Regions from separate parts of the Homo sapiens genome. Here region 2 is linked to region 1. A link is a loop called in an ENCODE intact Hi-C map of the cell type or tissue named here. Cell type or tissue: testis. All regions are shown on one strand. Each heading gives the region's core, and the rest is flanking DNA. Links, peaks and the distances in the headings are about the cores only.

Region 1 (11,999 bases), core at 1,269-9,268:
TTAATAAACTGGGATGCAGAGGCTTTAACAAGAGAATTGATTTCCCTAAGGGCACACACTGTTAAGCATTAGAGGAGGAACCCCATCCACACCCTTCTAACTTCTGGTCTTTTGGGGATTCCACAGGCCCAGGTTGCCTCTTTATTACATTAAAAAAAAATTCATATTTGTCATGGCACGCTAGTTAACAAGCGATGAGCGGGAAGCTACAGGTTGGCCCTAAGTCCAGGTATATTACCCACCTCCCTCCACACTGCCACCCTTCTATTAACCCCACTTGGAAGCCCATGAATGATTATGAATATAAATGTGAAGGCTCCTCCTTTGAGGTAGATGAGGGCGGGGAAAGAGAAGATGGAGAACAGACAATTCAGACAGCCAAATTCAATTTGAGGGAATTTGGTTCAGTGCTTTCCATTAACAACACTCAACGAAAAATATAATTCCCAGGACAAAAGAAGAAAAGGGAAAAAACAACAAAAAACAAAAGCAACTTTTCATCATGCACAGTCAATGGAAAACAAATCAATCACCCTGTTTCTCCCTGGCCCAGCAATGCCTCGGTGAACACCAAAGGCACACGGCCTCTAAGCTGTTGTTGAGTCCTCAGGGTGGTACTGGGAGAAAGAAGTATCTGAAAAAGAAATAGATGGCCAAAAATGTCATCCATGTTCTAGCCTTCTTCAATCTTCCAAAGAACATGTTACAGTTTAGAAAGCACTTTACCTAATTCAGTCATCTGATACTCACAAAACCTTTTTAAAGTAGGTACTATTATAGCTCCTATTTTATTAAATATAAACAAGAAAATGAGTCAGAGTAATTAAGTAATCTGCTTAAGATCAGGCAGCTAATAAGTGTCCAGAAATTAAATTCAGGTTCCTTTAACCCCCACATGTCAAACTCTTTTTTTTCCCCCTAGAGACAGAGTCTTGCTCTGTTGGCCAGGCTGGAGTGCAGTGATGAAATCATAGCTCTCTCAATGCAGCCTCACACTCCTGAGATCAAGTCATCCTCCCACCTCTGCCTCCTAAGTAGCTGGGATACAGGCATGAGCCACAACTCCTGGCCTAAGCTTAAATTCTACATTATCAAATGCCCCCAACAATCCCAAGGGAGGGCAAAAACTAAACCCAGTTGGATGTCCCTACATTATTAAATAACCACAACAATCTGAAGGGAAGGCCAAGACTAAATCCAGTTGGATGTCCCTACCTTATCAAATACCCCCAACAGTCCCAAAGAAGGGCCAAAATTAAACCCAGCTGGATGTCCCTACTTCATCATATACCCAAAACAATCCCAACAGAGGGCCAAGACTAAACCTAGCTGGATGTCCCTACATTATCAAATACCCATAACAATCCTAAGGGAGGGCCAAGAGTAAACCCAGCTGGATGTCCCTACATTATCAAATACCCATAACAATCCCGAGGGAAGGCCAAGACTAAATCCAGTTGGACATTCCGCACACAACTGGGGATTTTTCATTCCAAGTCAAACTCATCCCAACATAAAAACTAAAAGGGTCTATATATTTTTAATATGGTAACATCCCTCCCTGCCTTGCCTCCCTAATCCAAGCAAAACTTGAACAAAAATAGCAAGGCCTCAAATTCTCGTAGTGCTATTCCTGTAAAGTGTCCTTTCACCTGCTGACAGCCAGTTGGGGAGCAATGTTTCCAAGGAATGTTTCCAAGGAAGTTAAAAACACAAACTTAGGAGCTGGATAACGTGGATTTGAATCCCATCTTCCCCCCAATAGTTGTGTGACCTTCAGCAAGGCTCAGAATCTCCTTGTGCCTCAATTTCTTGATCTGTAAAGTCAGAATAGAGTCACATCTCATCTCATAGGGTTGTCGTGAGGATTAATAATACCTGAAGCACTTAGTGTCTGAAAGATGGAAAGCATTTCATAAAATTGTTATTATTGCTAGGTGTCAAAGCACTGATGGATCATCAGTGGATTTAGGATGCTAAATTAAGGAGGCTCCTGTAGAGTGTAATTTTCTCATTCTACAGAGGAAATAACTGAGACTCAGAGAGAAGAAACCCCACCCGCCACCTTTCACACAGGTTCATTCAGAGAGCCAGTGATGATCTCCTACACCCAGGCAGGGCTCTTCGTCTGCCTTGCATACCTGTCTCAAAGTTCTTGCATTTCAGGAGCATTCACCCGAAAGGAGCTTCCCTTCTCTCATTTGTGAGAAGTGGTAGACTGGTCCTAACTGAGTAGGGTTTGCAGGGAATCTTTAACACTACTTGGCAAAGTAGATACTGATATTTCTAGTGCCTTGTTGAGCATCCTCAATATAGAAGCTGTAAGAGGCCCGACTGCAGTCCCCGAGGCCAGTGTGTGCACATTAGCATCCAGTCAATGCAATGACTCAAAGGGTGATTATGTCCTTGGCACATTAGCCCTGCACCTGCCTCTTCCTCTCTCTTTCCAATGCCCTTTGATCATTTACTGGCTCATTGAATCTTCCCCCAGAGGGTGAAGAAGGAAGAAGGAGCCTAAGTCAATGATCAGTCAGATATTGGTACTAGTTAGCAAGTCTTACCAAACCTTCTGATGCAATGGCTAGATCTGCACTCCTGGACCCCATTCATATGGCCATTTGAGAGGTGAGGGATGTTTCCATAATCACAAGCTAGAATCCTGAATTGGAAGGCTTCAAATGCTAATGCTGCTGCCTATTAGCTATGTATATTTAGGTAACTCACTTCATCTCACTGAGCCTCAGTTTCCTTTCATCTGCAAACTGGATATAATAACAGTACGTAATTCAAAATGTTACAAGAATTAAATGAGATGATAAATACAAAGCATACAATACAATAAAATGCCTGGCACATAGCAGGTTCTGAATACATGATATTGAATTAATTTTATCTATTATTAATAGATTTAAAAATTTTTAAATATGTTCTGGCTAATCTGTGCACCAAACCCTTAGGGTTTGCAGCTTGTCACTTTTTCCCTGCTAACCCCTGGATGGTGTTGGCTGCAGGGAGGAATCCTTTGCAAATTCCTCAAGCAGATTCTTGTTTGTAAGCACATTGGAACAAAGAGGAACAAAATAAAAACTTGGATTTGGAACCGGAATATTTCTACTTGATTCTCGTGGTTCTAACACTTCTTAGATGTAGCATCATGTCTGGTAAGTCACTGAACTTCTCTGAGACTCAGTTTTCTCATTTCTACATTGGGGATGATGGTGCTCCCTGATTTGCCACCTGAAAGTGAGCATGGGGCAAGGTTCATTGCTGTCATTCGCATCATTGTTATTAGAGGAACACACTCATTATTATTGAGGGCTAAGTATGAGCCACGCATTTAAAATTTATCTAATTTTATGCCCATACTGAAAAGTCAGTGTTAATTATTCCATTTACAGATGCAGAAATTATGGCTTATAAACAAACTCCTTAAAAGACTTCTATAGATTTTTGTGATACCCATCTGCTTAAACTCCGTTAAGTCTTGCTTGTGTTCCACTGGCTGCTAAGATGCTTTTTAATGACATTTTATTATTTGTTATTTGAGAACATGTTTATCTGTGTGAGGTGCTCAAGCCAAGGAAAGGGTTATCTTTATTTTGGCTTCCCTGGTACCACCCAGGGTGCCTTGTATTTAACAGATACCAGTAAACTATTATCCATTGTAGTAGAAAACTTCAAGGTCAAACTAAGGGATGCAGACCAGTGAAATATGCTCTTGTAATGTGAGGAACATCCATTCAGAAAGGCCTCTTTTGAAGGGGAAATGTGATTATAGAGATGCAGAGATTATCAAGAGTTCATAGAAGGAACCCAGGTGGGAAATCAGACAGCAAACTGGAACATATTCCTGCCTTCATAATGAGGGAGAAAGGAAATTAGTGATGATTCTAAGGTGGCAAAGGTCCTGATCTCATCTTTTATGATCTGTATTTTGCCAGAAAAAGAAAAGAAAAGAAATGTGGACAATTAGGAAGTAATTAAGATCTCACAGAAGTATCTACGACAGAAAGCAGTTAAGGAAATACTTAGGGATTTGGGGGAAAACACAAATTAGCAGGTTGGACAGCACATATCCTAACATGTTCCAGGGAAGAGCTAATAGAGTTACTGAAGCACTTAATGATTATTTCTGAGAAGTCACTGAAGAACAGCAGCAGAACATACGCTTAAATTTTTTACAACATCAAATGTCATATTGATCTTTTAGACAGAAGGGGAAAAATACATGAAATAGAAGCTTTAAGAATGAAGAAAGTGGGGGAAATACTTGCAACTGTTATGTGGCAGATATTTTCAGATATAGCAACCCATTCAATCGTCCACTTGTAAGCCAGCCCTGGATTCTTCCCATTTTCCAGACTAGGAAGCAGGGCTTAGGATGGGGAAGCAAATCATCCAAGACAGCCACTAATCATTGCTCGAGCTGGGATTCACCCCAGTCTCTGCCTCATGCTGGCAGGACCCATGTCTTGCCATTTTTATTGCTCTTCTATAACAAGGATTAACAAATTGGACACAACCCAGGAAAACAAAAGAATTATGAGGCTGCATAAGGGCAGGGTTAAAAAAAAAAAAAAAAAAAAAAAAGCACAGATCGCAGCCCGCAAACATGAGAGCTTTTCAATAGAATTACAAAGACAATGGATGAAAAGATCACAAGATGACTTAATCTGGACCACAATAACTCAAAAATGTTTCTCACAAAATTAATTCAAATGGACTGGGAGAGGCTGCATAGCTGCAAGGCTTGAAAATTAACTCAAAGGCAGTAAACAAAGAATAATGATGGAAATAATTCAAATACAAAAGAAGGCACCAAGTCTGGTAGAGCTCAAAGCCCCTTGCAATGTCATTTTATTAATCCTCCTGGCAAATTGACAATGCAGCAGGACTGGGAGAGGTATAGTCTTGCTGAATAAAGCCTCATTTTGAGACCTGGGGTTAACAGAAGTAAGGTACAAATAAGGGCTAGTTTCTCACCAGGAGCACCTACCAAAGGAAAAGAGGAGCTGTAGGCATTGCATGAAGGAGAAATAATCCAGGTTGACCAGAAGCCTGACTATCTGGACAAACCGAATACTGTCAACCCAGAATTGAAGACCCATCATTTCAGATCCTGCTCAGCTTCTGTGGTTCCCCACCCTGTCTTTTTCCAGTTGACTCAGCTACCAAGATCATCTTTAGAACCAATCCTTCTTCCTCTGGATCTCCCTAATCCCAAATCCTTACCTAGACTGGGGTTTACTTAGTTAGTACTAGATCAAATTCCCTCCCAGCACGTTCAGTTTCAACAAGAAACATCCTCCTGTACATGTATGCACCACACACTGTTAGTTTGTAAGGACAGAGAGATGGACAAGGGAAGAGTCCTTGGCCTGCCCTCTAGGGCTCAGTCTGGAGGGAAATGTCTGGGCCAGAGTTTGCATGGTATATTCATTTAACCTTGCCTGAATTTGTGTTTGGAAGGTCATCATCCTTCACAAAAGTTCAAGTTTATTCTCCAAGGGTCAAAGAGTTAACAAATACCACAGTCCAGCATTCAAAACTCTGTCTCTCTGGCACAAAAGCCCATGTTTTCTCCATTTGACTACACAAAGCTCATCAAAGCCTTCCACAACCAATGTCTGTACCACCAGTTCACAGTCGTAGGTCAAGGAAAATAATAACTTCCACGAGCAAGCATTTATTTTGTGCCAGGAATTTTGTTTAACACATGATCTTATACAGTCCTCATAAATCCTATTAGAGTCATCATTAACCACGTATTGCACGTGAGGAAATGGAAGTTCAAGAAGGAAAAAGTGAAACACAGCTTGCAAGTACAGAAGCAGGAGATTCAAGCTCAAGTCCATCTGCCCTACAGACTTTAAGCCCACCACTTAGTGAGGATGTGTGTGAGTTTCCCATTGCTGCTGTAACGAATGACCACAAACTTAGTGGCATAAAACAGTGCAAACAGTTTTGCAGGTCGGAAGTCCAAAGTGGGCTTTTGTGGGGCAAAATCAAGGTGTCAGCAGGGCTGCATTCCCTTCTGGAGGCTCTTGGGGATAGCCCCTTTCCTTGTCTTTTCCAGCTCCTAGAGTTTCATTCCTTGTCTCCTGGCACCTTCCTCCCACTTCAAAGCCCTCAAGTCTCTCTGTATGTCTATCTTCACATCCCCCTCGATGAGTCTAATGCCACTGCCTGATTCTTATAAGGACACAGTGATTACATAGGGCCCACCTAGATAATCCAGTATAATCTTTTCATCCCAAGATCTTTAACCTAATCACATCTACAAAGTCTCTTTTTCCATATGGCATAGAATATTCACAGGTTAGTAAATTAGGATATGGACATCTTTGGGGGACCATTATTGAGCCCACCACAGGATGGCAGAAGCACACTTAACTGTAGTAGAAACCCTAATAAGCTCATTTTGCTAAAGAAGACACTGAGGTTCATAGAGGTAAAGTGAGTACTTTGGGACATGTGTAAGTGGCAAGATAGGAATCTGAACCCAAACTAGTACAATATCAAACTCCATTTTCTCCCCTTCCCATAGTATGTCGCCTCCAGGAAAATGTCAGACAGATAAACCATTTGGCACTTTCAAATGGATAAATGGCCAATTCAAAATGAATAATCCTTATGAATGATTTTAAGACAGATTTGGTGATTCTCTGGGTTGATGGGAGTAGTTGTAGGTGATCTGCCACTTTGCATTTTAGGAAATACCAAGAAATATTTAGGGGTTAGCTGAATGTTGATAAGTGTGACAAAAGGCAAAATTTTTCCTTCTCAGCAGCCAGGCAAAGCAGGATTTGTGGGAGGAGCGAAGCCTGAGCTAAATAGACTAGATATGGATTCAAGCTCCAGATCTTCTGACTGTAGTCACAACCAGGCTGTGTCACATTTCTGGGATCAGTTTCTGAACTGGAAAATCGGGGCTATGATGTTTTCTTGGGAAGAAAAAATGAGATAATGCCTGTGTGGTGTCCAACATTGCATCTAGCACATCATAGGAGCTCAATAAATGGTAGGCATTTTTATTTTCTCTCCTCTGTCCTGATTTCAGGTTTTAGAGTAAGAAACAAAGACATCTGGCCTTTGTTTGAAGACAGACCGCTAGCTGTGCAACTAATCTTTAAAAAAAAACAACCACTCCCTTCTCTTGCCTATGCTCAAGGTACAGCTGAGAGCTTAGAAACTCCAGGCAGACAAACGAAGGAAGGCAGGTGGATAAAGGAAAAGCTCAGCCATCCATCAGACCAAGAGGGGATAAATGCAATGCATTATTCAGGGAGTTCAGTGGTGGGCCTCTGCTAGGAATGGATGAGGGAGTTGGAGAGGTCTTTTGAACTCCTCGGGATTTGGCCGAAAGCCGAGAGAGGCCAGATGCCACAGCACCTATTAGTCAGCTGTTGGCCAGCCCTTGGCGATCCACTGGGACTGTTTCAGGAAGCCCAGGGCTCTGAATAGGGCAGGAGGTTAACCAAGCCACCTCCCCATTCTGCAAAGCCTTTTCTAAAACCCTGTTTTGGAAGCTATGCAGGCACTAAACTGCAGGAAACCAGGCAGAGAAGGCCCTTGGGGCAGGACCCGCCTCACCTGTAAACAGAATTGCTAATGGCTTGCAGAGGGTGGTTTGACTGGTGATGGACAGCATCCTGAACCCATAAACGTCCCATGCATTTGTTGCCATATCTAAAATTACACCTTGACTCTCTGAGTGTAAATTAGGATCGCTTTTTAAGAGGGCATTTCAGCAATATCTATGAAAATTAAAAAGTCCATATTTTTGACCTCATAATACTGCTGCTGAGTAACTTACAGAAATGCACATGGCAAGAAGCTATATATAAATATATATATATAATATATACACAAAAAAGTTCACTGTAGCATACTTTTAATAACATAAATGTCCATCAATAGGAAATAAATTATAGTAATCAATACTACAGAATAATGTCATTACAAATAATGATATGGATCCAAATATTCTAATGTTGAAAGATTTCCAATCATTTTAAAGTAAAAAACAAAGATACACATACAAGTGTCAAAATAATAGCGCAATGATTCTGTATTGGAGGAAATGACAGATGCATATTTGGATTTATCCATACATGTGGCTATAATTAAAGAGAAAAATAAGTGAGAAGAATAAACACCCGTTACCAGTGATAGTCTCTGGGTAGGAAAGTGAGAAAGGGGATGCAGAATGGAACTATCACTTTCTACCCCACATGATTTTGTTGCGTTTATATTTTTATAAAAGGAATGGCTTTATATGTTAATTCTGTAATTTTGAAAAGTATAAATTAAACAATGAAATTCATTTCCACAGGTGATGAGAACAACAAAAGGCTTGGCAGGTAGGTTCACATCATCATTTCTCAGATGGGAGAGCAGACAAGACAGAAGAAGAGACCTGTCTAACATCACAGAGTGGGGTCAGGGAGTAGATCCAGGGCTCCTGGTACCTAGTCCAGAGTGTTTCCACCATCTTCAAGGTCTAGATCTTTGGGTGTCCATGTTATGGAGGCAGATTTCCACTGGATAGCAGGGGAACTTTATATGACACAATACCTGGGAATAATGTGTTGTGGTGGTCTTGTTCAGGATGCTATCTCTGCCACTGGCTGGCCTGTGGCCTCGGCCAAGTTGCTTTTCCACACTGAGCCTTTGACTCCTTATTTGCAGTATGAAGAAAACACCATTCTCAGGGAGACATTACGAACATCAGTTGTTCCCTTTCCTCCTTTTCAACAAACACATATCCACTGCCCCCTTCTTGGGAAAAGGTGGGAGAAAACCAGACTGAGTGTGTCTTAAAACTAGGGGTTCAAGTTTCTGCTCTGTCCTTGACCCACCAAGGCAGTGTTTAAGAACCTCTGGAAACCTTCTCCACACTTTATCCCTCCCAAATTCTCTGAATACCTTTGGGTCCTTCCTACTCATCAAGGGGAAAAGTAAATATGTCTTAGATATGTTTTAGATCTGTGTCCCCACCCGAATCTCTTCAACTGTAATCCTCAGTGTTGGAGGTGGGGCCTAGTGGGAAGTGATTGGATTCTGGGGACGGATCCTTCATGAATGGTTTAGCACCATCCCCTTGGTGCTGTTCTAGGGATAGCGAGTTCTTACAAGATCTGGTTGTTTAAAAGTATGCACCACCTCCTCCTTTGCTCTCTCTTGCTCCTACTCCTGCCGTGTGAGACGTCATGCTCCCTCTTTGCCTTCCACCATGATTGGAAGCTTCTAGAGGACTCCTCAGAAGCAGAAGCTGCTATATTTCCTGTAAAGCATGCAGAACTGTAAGACAATTAAACCTCTTTTATTTATAAATTACCCAGCCTTTGGGGTACTTCTTTATATCCATTTGAGGACAGACTAATGCAGTCTTTGAGTCAAACTGCTGTCATCAGAAATAAAGAGTTTGATATGCTTCCCCACCACGACAGTCTAGAGCCGGGCGTAGGCAGCGAAAAAGGCTTGTGAGGCAAGACGCCCCTTGCAGGAGCAAAGGGACCCGGTGTTCATTTCGGCTGGTGAGGAGAGTTACTAAACTACCACCCACTGACTCAGGGAGAACTAGCCCCAGGTTTATGTAGAAGAGGCAGCCTTGACAAGGTGAAGTGATGGTGACTGGCTGGCTCCAAAAATCTCTCTCCAGTCATCCTGCCTTAGATGACTGGAACTCCACCCTTAATCCTTCCAGTTAAGCCTTCGAAGGCCTCCATTAGCAGTGTAAATGTTTCTCTTGGGAGGAATAATAAAATGTAATTGAAGTAAACAAACATTTACTGAGTTTGCTTCAAACCAGGCACTTGTGAGCCATGGCAGGGTGTCCAAGGATGAATAAGATGCTATCCTGTCCTCCAGGAGCATGTAGATCATTAGAAGCACTGAGATGTATGCCAAATTACTTAAAACGAGAGAGAAAATTCAAAAGAAGATAAAATAAGAAGAAAGTTCCATAATTGTTCTCTCATCTATATATTTTATCAGAGCTGGATGATAGGATTTATCACCTTGGGGAATTTCCATTAACATGGCTGAAAAGTTTGTACTTTATTTGGAATATAATAGATAGCTATGGATATTTTCTGGGTGAAGGGGAGGGAGTGGCATATTTTTTAAAATAGTACTTTACAAAGATCAATCTGACAACTCTGTAGAAGATGGATAAGAAGAATCAAGGCAAGAATCAGGAGAAAAACATGAGACACTAATGTGAAAGGTTTTAGAGAACGAGAAACAACAGGATGTGAGAGGATATAGCAGGAGAAGGTGGGCTCTGAAAAAGATGAAGGGATCCATTTATGTTTTTACTCCACAGTACTTACTTCAGGCAAGGCACCGTGCTGGAATCTGAAAATACAATAGAAGGGTTCTACCTTCCTTGAGCTTAGAGTTGAGTGTGGTGGTCACATAGTAATCGAGCATCATAAAAACAAACGTATAACTCACAAAGCATGATAAGTTTTCTGGAGAAAGAGATCACAGGATGCTATAAAAGAATGATGACCAGGCCAGGCATGGTAGCTCATGCCTGTAATCCCAGCACTTTGGGAGGCCAAGGTGGGCAAATCACGAGGTCAAGAGATCAAGACCATCCTGGCCGACATGGTGAAACCCTGTCTCTACTAAAAATACAAAAATTAGCTGGGGGTGGTGTTGTGCGCCTGCAGTCCCAGCTACTCGGGAGGCTGAGGCAGGAGAATCACTTGAACCCAGGAGGTGGAGGTTGCAGTGAGCTGAGATCACACCACTGCACTCCAGCCTGGCAACAGAGCAAGACTCAAAAAAAAAAAAAAAAAAGATAACCTGCTCTGGTCAGGGGTGGGGCTGCTGGGTACATCTTCTTTGACTGAAGTGATATATGATGTGGGTCTAAAGGATAGGTAAGCATGAACTAGGCAAATGAGGTACCACTTCACCCCACTAGGGTAAAGACAGACATTAGCAAGTGTTGGTGAGGATCTGGAGCAAGTGGAAACCTAGTAGCTGATGGAAAGGTAACATGGTGCAGTTACTTTGAAAAACCACTTGGCAGTTCCTCAAAAACTTAAACAGAATTACCATATACCCAGCAGTTCCATTCTTAGGTATATACCCAAGGAAAATAAAAACCTATGTCCATGCAAAACTTGTACACAAATGTTTATAGAGGCATTATTCACGATAACCAAAAAGTGGAAGCAATCCAAATGTCCATCAACAGATGCATGGATAAATAAAATGTAGTCTATCCATACAGTTGATAAAAAGAAATAAAGTGCTGATAGATGTTTCAATATGGATGAACTTTGAAAACATTTCTAGGTGAAAGAAGGTCACAAAAGACCACATATTGTATGATTTCACTTATATGAAATGTCCAGAATAGGAAAATTTGAAGAGACAGAAAATAGATTGGTGGTTACAGCATGGGGAAAAGAGGAGTGACTGCTAATGGTTGTGGGGTTTCTTTGGAGGTCATGAAATGGTCTGGAAGTGGATAATGGTGATAGTGGCACAAGTGATATGGCTTGGATATTTGCCTCATCCAATATGAGATACATTCCAACATGTATCTCATGTTGAAATACAACCCCCAGTGTTGGAGGTGGGGCCTGGTGGGAGGTCACAGAATCATGGGGGTGGATTTCTCATGAATGGTTTAGTGCCATCCACTTGGTACCACCCTCAAGATAGTGACGGAGTTCTTGTGAGATATGATCACTTAAAAGTGTGTGGCACCTCCCCATTTTCTCTCTTGCTCCTGCTTTTGCCATATTAAGAAGCCTGCTCTTGCTTTGCCTTCCACCATGAGCAAAAGCTCCCTGAGACCTCCCCAGAAGCAGATGCCACCATGCTTCCTGTACAGCCTGCAGAACCATAAGCCAATTAAACCTCTTTTCTTATAAATTACCCAGTCTCCAGTATTTCTTTATAGCAATGTGTGAACAGACTAATACAACAAGTTCATAATTATATGAAAAACCACTAAATTTTACACCTTTAAT
Region 2 (11,999 bases), core at 1,979-9,978, 61 kb after region 1:
CCAAGGCCAGCCCCTGGCTTGAGACTGTATTTCAGTATTTTTGTAGCTATGATTTGTTTCACTGGGTGTCCATGTGCAGACATCTTAAGTGGAAGATGCTTCAAAAGTCAATAAAATGTAAGTTAAAAAGAAGTGTGTGGGTGGGGGAGCTGAAACAACTCTTTGTAGCTGCTAAATGGTCACAGGTGGAATATCACTTTGACTTAGAGCTTGGCAGCCAGAAATCTGGACGAGGGGATCCAATGCATCTTTTAACAACTGGCATGGAAGATTAGGAGGCTATTGCTAAGTTATCAATAGACGGTGCAGTTTGCTGCTGGAAGTGGTCTTCAATTGACTTCTAAGTGCAGAAGTTACATTTGTACAACAACAGTCAGTATAACCAACTGTAAATGTATATACAATGGATTAGTCTGTTCAGGTTGTCATAACAAAATCCCACAAGCTGGGTGGTTTAAACAACAGAATTTTATTCTCTCACAGTCCTGGAGGCTCGAGGTCCAAGATCAAGGTGCCATCTGGGTTAGTGTCTAGTGAGGGCTCTCTCCCTGGTTTGTAGGTGGCACTTTGTGTCTTCACATAGCCTTTCCTTGGCACATGTGCTCAAAAAGGGGGGGAGAGAAAGGGAGAGGGGGGAGAGAGAAAAGGAGGGAAGTGAAGAGAGAGTGAACAAGAGAGAGAAAATGAGAGAAAGAGAGATAAGAGAAAGATATCTTCTACTTATAAGGTCACCAGCCCCATCAGATTAGGGTCCCATTCTCATGACCTTATTGACTTTTACCTTCTAAAAGCCCTATCTCCAAATACAGTCAATAAGCTTCAACATACAAATTTTGAGGAGGCATAATTCAGTTAATAGCATACAATATAGTCAACTGTCTCTGCCAGCTCTTGTGAAGGCGGCATGGTTCCCGTTGTCACCAAGAAGAAAATAAAAGGCTCATATAATCCATCTATGATGCAATAACTGGCCTATATTTCATGGCTTGGAGTCACAATGTCACCATTGAGAACACCACTCCTGAGGGGGTTGCAGGAATTGGGGGAGGAGTGGAAGAGTGGCAAAAGAATCACATCCTTCAGCAAGTCCATGGGAACAACTAGGGCTAGGGGCTGTGAGCCAGGGGGTTGGCTCCCTTTCACAGGTCTCTGAAAAGTAGGAAGCTTTGCCTAAGTCAGTGATCAGGCAGACAGCTTTGGAGACAGGGGAGGGACCTTGGGGAATTGCTGAATGCTGGTGTGTTCCGGGAGGAAGAGGCACCTAGGTCAGTGGGCTAATGGAGTGCGGGGGAGAGAAAACATAATAGTATGACATATGTTGACATATTAAGACTTCCTAAAATACAGCTCTGATAATGTCATCCACAACTTTGCTCACAAACTGTCAGCAGCTTTTTGGTACCTTTATAATAATGGCATTAACATGCATTAACATGGCATTCATGGCTCGGCTTGCTATGGTTTCAACTAACTCTTGCAGTTTTAAGGGGATGACAGTCATATCTAACATTTAGAGAATGCTTATTTGGGACAGCCACTCTCATGAGCCCTCCACACATAAAAACTCATTTAATTCTGGTAACAAGCCAAGAAGGTAGGAGTTGTGATCTTCATTTTAAAGGTGAGAAGAATGGAGCTCATGGAAGTTCATGACTCAGCCGAGGTCACATAGATAGTAAACACTGGATCTGGGATTCAAACCCAAACAGTCTAACTCCAGAGCAATAATCATAAATATTACATGATATGCTTTTTCATGCACTTTATATGACAGAATCCCTGGCCTGCTCCCAAACATGTTCCATATTTTCTGTTCCTGTAGTGTTCGACCTCATCCCAACCTTATCCCAGTCTCTGCAGATTCCAATACTCATCAATATTCAAGGCGAAATTCAAGGGCAGTTCCTCCATGAAAATGATCTTTTTTCCTTCCACTGTAAGTGGTATCTCTTGATTCAGATCCCACTAAGAGCTTTATCTTTTCTTCTTTTGTGGTGACTGCCATTTGGGGACTGAAAAGAAAATTGATATGGCTGGAGTTCAGTGTGTCAAATGACCATCAGATATGGCAGCACTGCTGTTCTTCTGCAGGCTATGAGTGCTATGCAGGCATGAGACCCATGTCAGCATGCCCCACAATCCCTAGAACAGTGCTCTGCACTTAGGAGTTGTATCTACTGGAATTAGATTTGATTGCAAATAACAAAGAACCAAAATCAGTGAATTGAATAAGACAGAAATCTACTTATCTTTCAAATAAAACAAGTCTACAGATAGAGTAGAATTGTTCTAACAATTCCATGGTCTTCAGGGATCCAGGTGGCTTTCATACTTCTGCTTCTTAGGCCCCAGCGTGTGGGTCTGGTCTTCATGGTCCAAAATGACTGAGTTCCAGCCATCACATGCATGATCTAAGGAGGAGGATGGAGTAAAAGACTTCATGGAAGTGAAACACAACATTTCTGTTTACATCTCATGAATCAGATTTACACAGTTATTCTTAATGACACAGGAGCTGGGTTGTCTTTTGGCCACTTAGTATGGCCTTCCAGGTTAAAATGAGAATTATGTTACTTAAAAAGAAGGGATAAGTATGACCTACTATGATACAAGGCAACTAGTAATCTCAGCAGAGTAGGTCCTAAGGAAATATTTACTTCAACAACTATTTCTTGAAACCTACTTTGTGTCAGTCCCCATGTGAAACACTAAGGATACAGAATTCAACAAGAAAGCCAAGGTCCCTGTTTGTTAAAAGTTTATATTTTATTTGGGAAGTTGAACAATAAAAAGATTACTTACCAAAAATGTATGATAAAGGGTAAAATAGGGTGAGTACAGGTTGCTGTAGGAGCCCTTAATCTATGAGATCTTGACAGATTGCCTAGTGGAATAAATGAATGACTTGAACACAGGATCAAATAAACCCTTCTTTCATTCTATTCTGGTAGGCATAGATGAGCAAGGGAAGACACACAGGAGCTGACGTCTGTTGTTGTTGTAGTTGCTGTTGTTTGAATGTTCCCTACAACACTCACGTTAAAATTTAATTGCCATTGTGACAGTATTAAGAAGTGGGATCTTTAGAGGTGATAGGTTATGAGGGCTCTACCCTCATGAATGGATTAATGCTTTATTTTTAGAATGGGTTATAGAAGCGGACTCCTGATAAGAGAGTAAGTTCTGCCCTTATCTTTCTCTATCTCTTGTACTCACTTGCTTTCTTCTTTCCACCATGGGAGAATGCAACAAGGTCTTCACCAGATGGCCGAACAGATCCAAGTGTCATGACCTTGGACTGTCCATCCTCCAGAACCATAAGCCAAATAAATTTCTTTTCTTCATAAATTTCCCAGTCTGTGGTATCTATTATAGCAGCAGACAATTGACTAAGCCGGAAGTTTTGGATGAAAGAATGTATTCAGATCTACCATATTCTGAATATGGCTGGACTATTTGTTGTATTTTGGACAAATAACTTGATGCCTCCCAAACTTTGTTTTTGTAAAATTAAATTATATTGACTCTTCCACAGGGTTCTGGGGGGATCTGATATAGTATACAGTAGGTTCTCAACAAATATTAGCTTTTTCATTCAAAGCCAAAGAGATCCAGCCATTACCATACAGTGTACCCCCTTTCTATTTTGCTTCTGCCCTTCAACACCAAACCCAGCTTGAAATGAAGCTGAGATTAATTTTTTTTCTTAAGTTGACATAAAGGGGTCTGTCCCTTAATTACTAGTCATTGCCCTTCACACACACACAAATGGTAACCCGCTCAGCCCATCACAGCTTGCCCTTTGAAATACTGAACTAGACATTGAACAGAAAGTATCTGCCAAAAGGCTTCTTTTCTTCACGAGATAAAAGCAACTTGAAATGCATGTAAGTCCCGTGCCCTTGTTAATTAATCAGGATTCGCATTAAAAGCTTAAATGTCTTTGAAGAAGAAAGCTCAGGGAGCTGGAACCTTTTTTTTCTGCTTGGTAGAGGGGAGATGGGTGGACAGGGCAGCCCAAAGAGGTATGTTTGGGGGTGGGGGGAATAGAGGACCAGGACCGATTAACAGGCAAGGAGGAGACAGGTTCCAAAGTAAGAGACCACCATGTTCTTGCAGGTTCCACCCTTCATTAAATAAAAATGCAGGGTTCTGAACTACCAGTGTTTCTGACACAGTTTTCTTACTAATATTCATTCATTCAGTAGGAGCTTATAGTAAAAACTTCTATTCATTCATGCAACACATGATCAGTAGCCTTCCACTAAATGCCAGGTTGTGATACAGTGGTATTCACTACTTATTCAAGACACAGTCCTTACCTTCTCAATGATCTGGCACAGTCACTCTCAAATGGATGTGACTGCCCCCCCAGGAGACATTTAGCAACGTCTGCAGACATTCTTGGCTGTCATAACTGGGGAAGGTGCTACTGGCATCTAGCGGGTAGAGGCCAGGGATGCTGCTAAACAACCTACCATGTACAAGACAGCCCCCGCCACAAAGAATGATTTGGTCCAAAATGTCAATCATACCAAGGCTGAGATACCCTCAGCAGGAGAGATAAACATTTCAACAAGTAATTTCAGTAAAGCATAATAAGTGCCATATTGTAGCAGTAGCAACTAAGTGAGTATTGGGGAAAGCCTTCCTGTGAAGTGATATGTAACCTGAGACCTCCAAGATGAGCCACAGTGAAGGGCTGAGTCTGGCTGGGTGGGGCTGGGTGGGGCAAGCAGAAAGAATGGCATGTGAGGGAGCTCAAAGGCAGGAAGGAGCAAGAAGCCTTGAGAAGTTGAGTGCTTCCTGTAAGTGGAAGGGGAAGTGAGGAGGGCAAAGGGCTTCTGCCTTTGGTGAGGCTGGCAGGCTAATGGGGCTGGAACATGAGGGACTTGTGGCCTGTATTTTGGAATAGGGTTTTGTCCTAAAATGTACTGCAGAGTCACTGAAGGATTTTAAACCAGAAAGTGACATGATAGAAATTTGTTATAGGAAAATACAAATGTATTGTTAGGCACTATTCTAGGTACTTGGGAGGAAATACAAAGATCATCTGTTCCTTGGCAGTCTGATAAGAAAAATAATATGTGCCCTCAAATTGGATCATTGTGATGCAAATTACATGTTAAAAAAAAAAACATTGAGACAGATCAGTTTCCATTTATAAGGCAAGAGGAAATTAGTCCGTTTGGGGATCAAAAGGAACTGGGATCTTGGTGTTGACCAAACTGGGGAGGTGATTAAGAGGCTGTACAGGAGGGAGTTACAGAGCCCAACATTAAGTATGAAGGTACCAAATATAAGGTGAAGCTGGAAGTAGAGAAATAGGTAAAGAAGTTGGCTTTTGCTTAGTACTTAGCTTTGTCCAAACCGAGTGTCTTTCCATTTCTTAAATGTAACAGGTTCTCCTTTGTTGCCTAGATGTATTACTTGGAACATTCTGCCTTTCTAAACAGACTTTCACCTAATTAACACCTTCTCAGCCCATAGATCTCATATATCTCATACTGGACCCTTTTTGAAAATTTCCCTATAAATTCCTTAGTTTGAAGATTGAAATTGTTTAATTGTTTATAGCCTCATTAGGTTCTAATCTTCAAGAGAGCAAAAGACATGAATTATTGTCCATTACCGTACCCCATAATTTAGCACACTCCTAGCAAATAGCAAGTGCTTGGTAACTATGTATTGACTTGGCTGGAAGTTGCAAGGCAGGAGAATACAAATAGGGTGAAATCTAATCTGAGGAATGACTCAGGGTCAGGCCAGAATTTCAGAACTGAGGCTGCAGACTCTAAGAGAGCTGGAATCCTATTTATTGGGTGCCAGCTGAATGCTGTTGGGGTTGGCATGGGTACGGAAAGTTCAAGGCCACATCGACAGAGTGAAACAAGTACACAGATTCAGAAGAAATTAATTCCTTCAGGAGGAGAAAGAAGCCCCAGAAAGCTATGTGAAGAAAGTGGCATTTGACTTGGCTTAATGGACAGACAGGCTTTGGTGTTGCTATTACGTGGCTCTGTTCTCCTTACCTTGGCATGTGTTGATGTGGCAAATTTCTCTCTCCACACCACCATCTGTCAGAGCACAGGTGTGGCAGAATATCACCTGGGTTATACTCTGGGAGTTATACTCTGTGGGTTACCCCCACAGGGGACACCTATTGTGTGCTGTTATGGGCTGGGATCTCCAGGCACAAGCATTCAAAGCACAAAACACCTACAGCATATTCAAAACAGAGTACATTATGTATTCATGATCATGAATAGTGTATGTGTGTGTGGATCCATAAAAACTTGCATTTTGTTCAGGGGCTTAAAGAACTTCCAGAATGAAATCTCATTTCTTCTGCATAGCAATAATATGAGACAGGTGAGAAAGACATTGTTACACTTACATGACAGGTGAGAAAGCAGTGGCATAGAGAGGCTAAGCACCTTATCAAAGGTCACACAGCTATTGTTATGCAACCAGCGATGGAGCTCAGGCCTTTGGTTGCTAATCAATCTAGCCCTTTCTGCCCAGTGTAGATGAACTCTCTAGATTGTGAGAAAATATGTTTGAATGTGTACTGAGAAGCAACTGCCATTAGCTCAACCTACTGTGGAATATTTACTGGGGTCTTACATTATGACCACTTGACACATGAATCATTTTCACTTCAGAATTTTTATGTGTTTGACCTAATGAATTAATTTCTTCAATATAAAATTGAGATTCTTGTATTTTAGTAACATGTCAGTGTCAATTTTATGAATAAACAAATAATCATTAATAACATAAACTTATATTCATCTAAATTTAAAAAGTTAGTTACATACCTGGCTTACCTTGAAATCAACTGAAATCAGTCACTAAGGAACAAAATTCTCCAGAGAAACTGTTTCTTCCTTGAATCTGAATGCTAGGGCATATAATCATAAGGCTAATGTTGAAGTAACTTGGTTAATGGCAACACATATACACATATCTAGCTCTAACTACTTATACAGCTGCTCAAAATCCTTATAAAGCCTTTCAACTCAAACTTGGTGCAAATGCAAACACACTTGCATTCTCCATGTTCCCCTGCCTCCAGTCTTTTTTATTTTTCCTTTTTCATCTTGTCTTCCACCGATTTCTCTCTAAGATGGTTTCTTCTCTGTGATAGTTTCTATGATAAAACTAATGATAAGGCAGGCTCATTAATTCTGAAAAAGAAAGAAGTATAGCTATGTTGAATTAGGTGCAAATTCATTTATGTGGTCTGAAGTCTTTCAGCATCGAATGTTTTCAAGCATTTGTAAAAAGAAGTGTTCTTTTATGACGTTCACGTTGTCTTTACCTTCCACTCTTGCTGCTTTATGCCCACACTCACATACACACATGCTTGCAGAGACAGACGCTGTTCCTACGCAACTTTGCCCAAACAGTGTTCTCCCACAGATAAATCACTTCCTTCCCAAGGAAGCAAATACCTTTGCCACATGGCTGGAGTGGGCGGGGGACTCTTCCTCCTGAAATACTCACCCTGACTGTCAATCATTTAGCACTGAAACAAGGAGAGCCTCTCTGAATGTTGAGCAGCCAAGAGAGCTGCCCACACTGGACATCAATCAGCAGCAGGGCCTGTCCTCAGGGTGACTCCATTTACCAGTTCTGGAATGACTGAAGGGCCTTGCATCAGCAGACAAATCTGATTAGTGGTGGTAGCCATCCAGGCTGACTTTTATGTCTGTGTGAAGAGCAAAGCATGTATGAGCTTCCCAGAGCTAATGTTGAAACTAAGCAGAAGCCTCAGACAGATGAATTATGGCTGGGAGATCCCATGGAGGGCATCTACCTCCTCCTGTATTACTCAAGGGGGAAAAAAAAATCACACACCCATACAGATAACTTGCAAATATATGAATGCTGATAATGTGCTTCCACTATTGCACAAAGGAAGAAAACACATAAATGGGTTAATTAGCTCCTATGCAGAATTTAATTAGAGTGTCTTTGTTCACTCTGCTTCAGCCAGAATCTCAATTATCCATCCCTGTTTCCAGGATTTTTGAGCATGGACGTAAATTTTCACTTGGAGCTTCCCATCTGAAGCTTGGGGGTCTCAGCCGCCTTCCACATGGCAACAGTAGCCGATTTCAACATAAAATTTTGATTACTTTGAAGTCATCCCATTATTACAGAGAACTCTTTTCAGCACTCAAAAGGTATTCTACATTGCACCTCCCCTACACGTGTTTAATAAACTGGCTTTTAAAAAGTTCAGAATGGAGCTAGGGCTAAGAATTCTGTGATTTTTTTTCCCCATAGGATGAAACAATGATAAGTGACCTTGATTGTGTAATAACTCATTTAACACCCACAGCAGTCCTCGAAGGTAGGTTTTATTGTTGTTATTATTATTATGAGCATTTGCTAAATAAAAAAGAGTAAGTCACACCAAGGCTAAGGGATTTGCACGAGGACTTGAGCCCAGGTATTCTGGATTCTGAGTCCACATTCTTCATCATTAATATGATTATCATTAATATGATTAAGAGTGCTCCTATGTCTCAATAATAAATATTCTCTTGTGAGAAAGCCAATACCAATTCTATGGAAATTGTACATTTTAAAAATTAATTCTTTTGATAGGAATGACATTATTTAGAGCTATTCTGATTCCAAATAACACAAATCAGACACATACTTATATGAAAGGGGAAATTTTTTATGAGATTGGGGGGATAGTTCTTGAGAAACTCAGGGCAGGGAGTGCAGCTAGACCTCAGAAACAAAGGATGCTAGAAATAGGAACAGCATCAGGAAGGCCCTATCCTTCCTCCTTATTTCTTTCTACTATCATTGGTGCCTGCTTTTTTTTTCTTTCTGTTAACAAAGTTGCATCTTCCAAGTCTCCATTTTACAGGGGGAAAAACACATACCCTCAGGTTCTGAGCTTTATTTCCTGTACTCTAGGATCCAAAGAGAGATTAGTCCAAGATTTGCTCCTCATATGTCCAGAGAGCCCAAAAAGAAAAATGATGATGATAATGATAGCTACCACTGAGGCCCTTGGGGAGGATAGCCATATTGATTTGTGTGTCTGGTGTTTGGAATAGCCCCTCTGCAGCTCACATGTAGGTGCTGCTGTGTTTCAAAGTACAAGCATCGCAAGGGTCTCTCAACCTTATTGAGCCAGTAAGGAACTTCCCTGGGCTTTTGACAAATCTATAAGTGCTTTCCAGGATTTGATACTTGCAACAACATTGAGGAGCAGACAAGGTAAGTACATTTACCATTTTTTTTTTTTAACAGATGAGGAAACAGAGGTCACCTAGAGAGGGAATGTTTCTTACCCAATTTTTCACTGCTAGCAAGTGACAGAGCTCTTAGTCAATGGCTCTTTATACAACTAAATCAAAATTCAAAATACAGCTTTTAGTCATGGTCCACCCTACATTAAAGAATCCAATAAAAGTACACCTGATTTGAAGATTAGGAGACAGATCTCCAGACTTCTGGTCTTGCCATAATTTTTTTTCCCACATTCCTAAGGAGTCTGAAGCACACATTATTTTAACAGCTCAGTATTTGGAATTTAACTTTTTCCTAGAATCATTGCTTCTTGGTACTGAACACATATAATTTTCTTTTATTATTTTCTACTTGGCTCCTAGTTTTGCTTGCCAAGTTTGGATTATGAAAAAGTGGCCAATGTTGTAGATGTCAAAGCTTTGAATGTTCAGATTATCCATATAGAAGCCATGAGTTCTTTTGTTCCTTCCCTACCTTCTTAAAGAATATTTCCTCCATTCGACAACCTATCAATCACTGTCATCAATTAATACATGTGGATACCCACTCCTTGGAGATTCACACTGCTCCTGCTCTCTATAGGGGCTCCTTCAACACATTTCCAGGGAAATTAGAACAGATCTCTTGGGTAAATGGTGTCCTACAAATCATGAATATGTAGTTAACCAGCTGTACTGCATCTCACACTCTAAGGCACACAAAGTTGGTTTTAATTCTGCATTTAAAACAAGAGAGATTCAGGTTGAATCTAAAAGAGAACATCTTGATCATCCAAGGGAAAAATACTGGCAGGATCTACTCAATGAAAATGTTGCTTTTTTGTGTCTAGAAACCTGTATTAGTGCTGGCTCTTGTGGTACTCAGCTTCCAGGTGGCCCCCAATGATTTTCACCTCCTGGTATTCATGCCATTGTATAGTCCCCTCCCACCATGAATATGGATGATCTGTGTAACCAATAGGATATTACAGAAATGATGGCGTTTGACCTCTGAGGCTAGGTCATAAAAGACATTGTGGCTCTCACTCTAGTTTCTCTTGTATTCCTTGTTTAGAAAAAAGCCAGCTGCCATGTCATGAAGACATGAAAGCAGCCCATGAAGAGACCCATATGGGGAGAGCCAAGGACGCCTGGTAACAGCTAGCATCAACTTTTAGAAATGTGAGTGAACTACCTTGGAAGTGGACCTTCCAGCCCCAGTCTAGTCTTCAAATGATGATAGCCCCATCTGATATCTTGCCTTCAACTGCATGAGAGATTCTGAGCTACAACCACTCAGCTAAGCTGCTACCAAATTCCTGACCCATATAAACGGTGAGATAATAAATGTCTACTGTTGTTTCAAGCCACTAAATTTACAGGCAATTTGTTATGCAGCAAAAGATTATCAATACAGCTTTAAAATCCTATTCTGCCTATATCCCACCTTAGAGCAGCTACATTTACATAACCCCTAATGCATGAGCACAGCTGAGCTATGTGCCATGTGCCCAGCGAGCTCTTCAGCCTGACCACAGCTGACTGGAACAGGCAGCTGGACCCAGACACAATAGACTAGGCCCAGTAGATTCCCCTTTCAGGAGTTTGGGTTTGAGTAAATGGAAGACGGAGTCAGCTACTGCTGGGCACTGCTTCTGAAAAAGCAATGAAGAGTTGGGGGCTGTGTCAGCCATCATGATTTGGAAAAGCAGAGGGCTATGAATACCTGTGACTGTGGAAGAAGGAGCAGAGGCACAGACAGGAGAGAAAACAAATGTGAATGTAGCTTTGGGTCCCAGTGGCTTCTCAGTGCCTCTTCACAGGGGACTTGACACTAACTCTGAACTGCTCAGTCTCTAAGAAGTTCCAAACTTTATGATTTACACCAATCTGAGTTACACCCACAAAGACCTCTGACCCATAAGCACTTTCCAGGGTCATTTGATAATCACCTTTCCAAATGTTTAGGTATTTACCTGGAAGAATGAAGGGTTCTGGACTTGAGCTCTTAAGAAGTAGTGTTTCGTGGAGGAAATAACATACGTTCTTTGCCATCACTCCATTTTAAAGCTGAAGAATCACTCAGAGAAAGTGGCTTGCACACAGTGCTATGGTGATTTAAAGAAGTAATGCTCTCTCCCTGGTACCAAATAAGAACACAATTAAGAAAACTGTCTTCTCTAGACTTGTGTTCATTCCTTTCTGCTACTAACAAGCTCAAGATCAGAGGAGATTCATGCAGGTTTAGAACAATGTTCTTTTTAGTCTGAACACCATGACTTGCTATGATGAATAGCTGAAGCGGCAGGTTCTAGGAGATACAGGCACATCCCTGCATTGCTTATTGATGTGACCCTATCTCATAGAGAGGACACATCCTCGAGGGGCCCTGCATTGGCTTACACATTAATTTGGTACTGAGACTGAGCCCTCTGTGTGCAGAGGAGCCCTGGTAAGGAGCCTTTAGCTTCCATAAAAGAATAATGCTAAGTACACATTTTATGTGCCAGCCTCCTGCTCCAGACAGATCTCACAAAAAAAGAATCTTTACAGGTGAAAAGTGGCAAGAGCTCCCTTTGCTTTTCATTGCAAGAGGGTATCTCATGCATCTGAGAAAATGAGGTCAGAGGAAGTCAGATTAGGAAAAGGTGGGTGAGGATGGGAGCAGCAGAGGAAGTCTTTATGCAGGAGGTGTGGGGTACGAGCTGCGCCTTGCACAGGTGGAGAGGTGGGAGGTGA

The links. A loop is a pair of places that touch in the nucleus more often than their neighbours do. Peaks named below come from ENCODE experiments on the same cell type or tissue, not always from the same donor. Only the 100,000 strongest peaks of a DNase experiment are listed, where the experiment ranks them.
Region 2: a loop joins it to region 1, with 4 times the contacts of the local background. A loop is called at or near these places in 1 of 110 quality-filtered maps.

Annotation. Positions count from the first base shown.
Region 1 is chr9:117,369,804-117,381,802 of GRCh38, forward strand. All of the region lies in intron 1 of ASTN2 (astrotactin 2), which reads right to left. Among named protein-coding and RNA genes, the nearest start is that of ASTN2, 39 kb to the right of the region's middle. In testis, for the core only: no CTCF peak of the experiment used is centred there; no DNase peak of the experiment used is centred there.
Region 2 is chr9:117,430,041-117,442,039 of GRCh38, forward strand. It overlaps LOC105376242 (a long non-coding RNA gene), which reads right to left. Exons shown (of 4, transcript XR_930282.3): 4 at 451-7,714. It overlaps LOC124902330 (a long non-coding RNA gene), which reads left to right and starts at 8,039. Exons shown (of 3, transcript XR_007061904.1): 1 at 8,039-8,192; 2 at 8,296-8,362; 3 at 10,336-10,374. In testis, for the core only: no CTCF peak of the experiment used is centred there; a DNase peak (open chromatin) is centred at 5,831.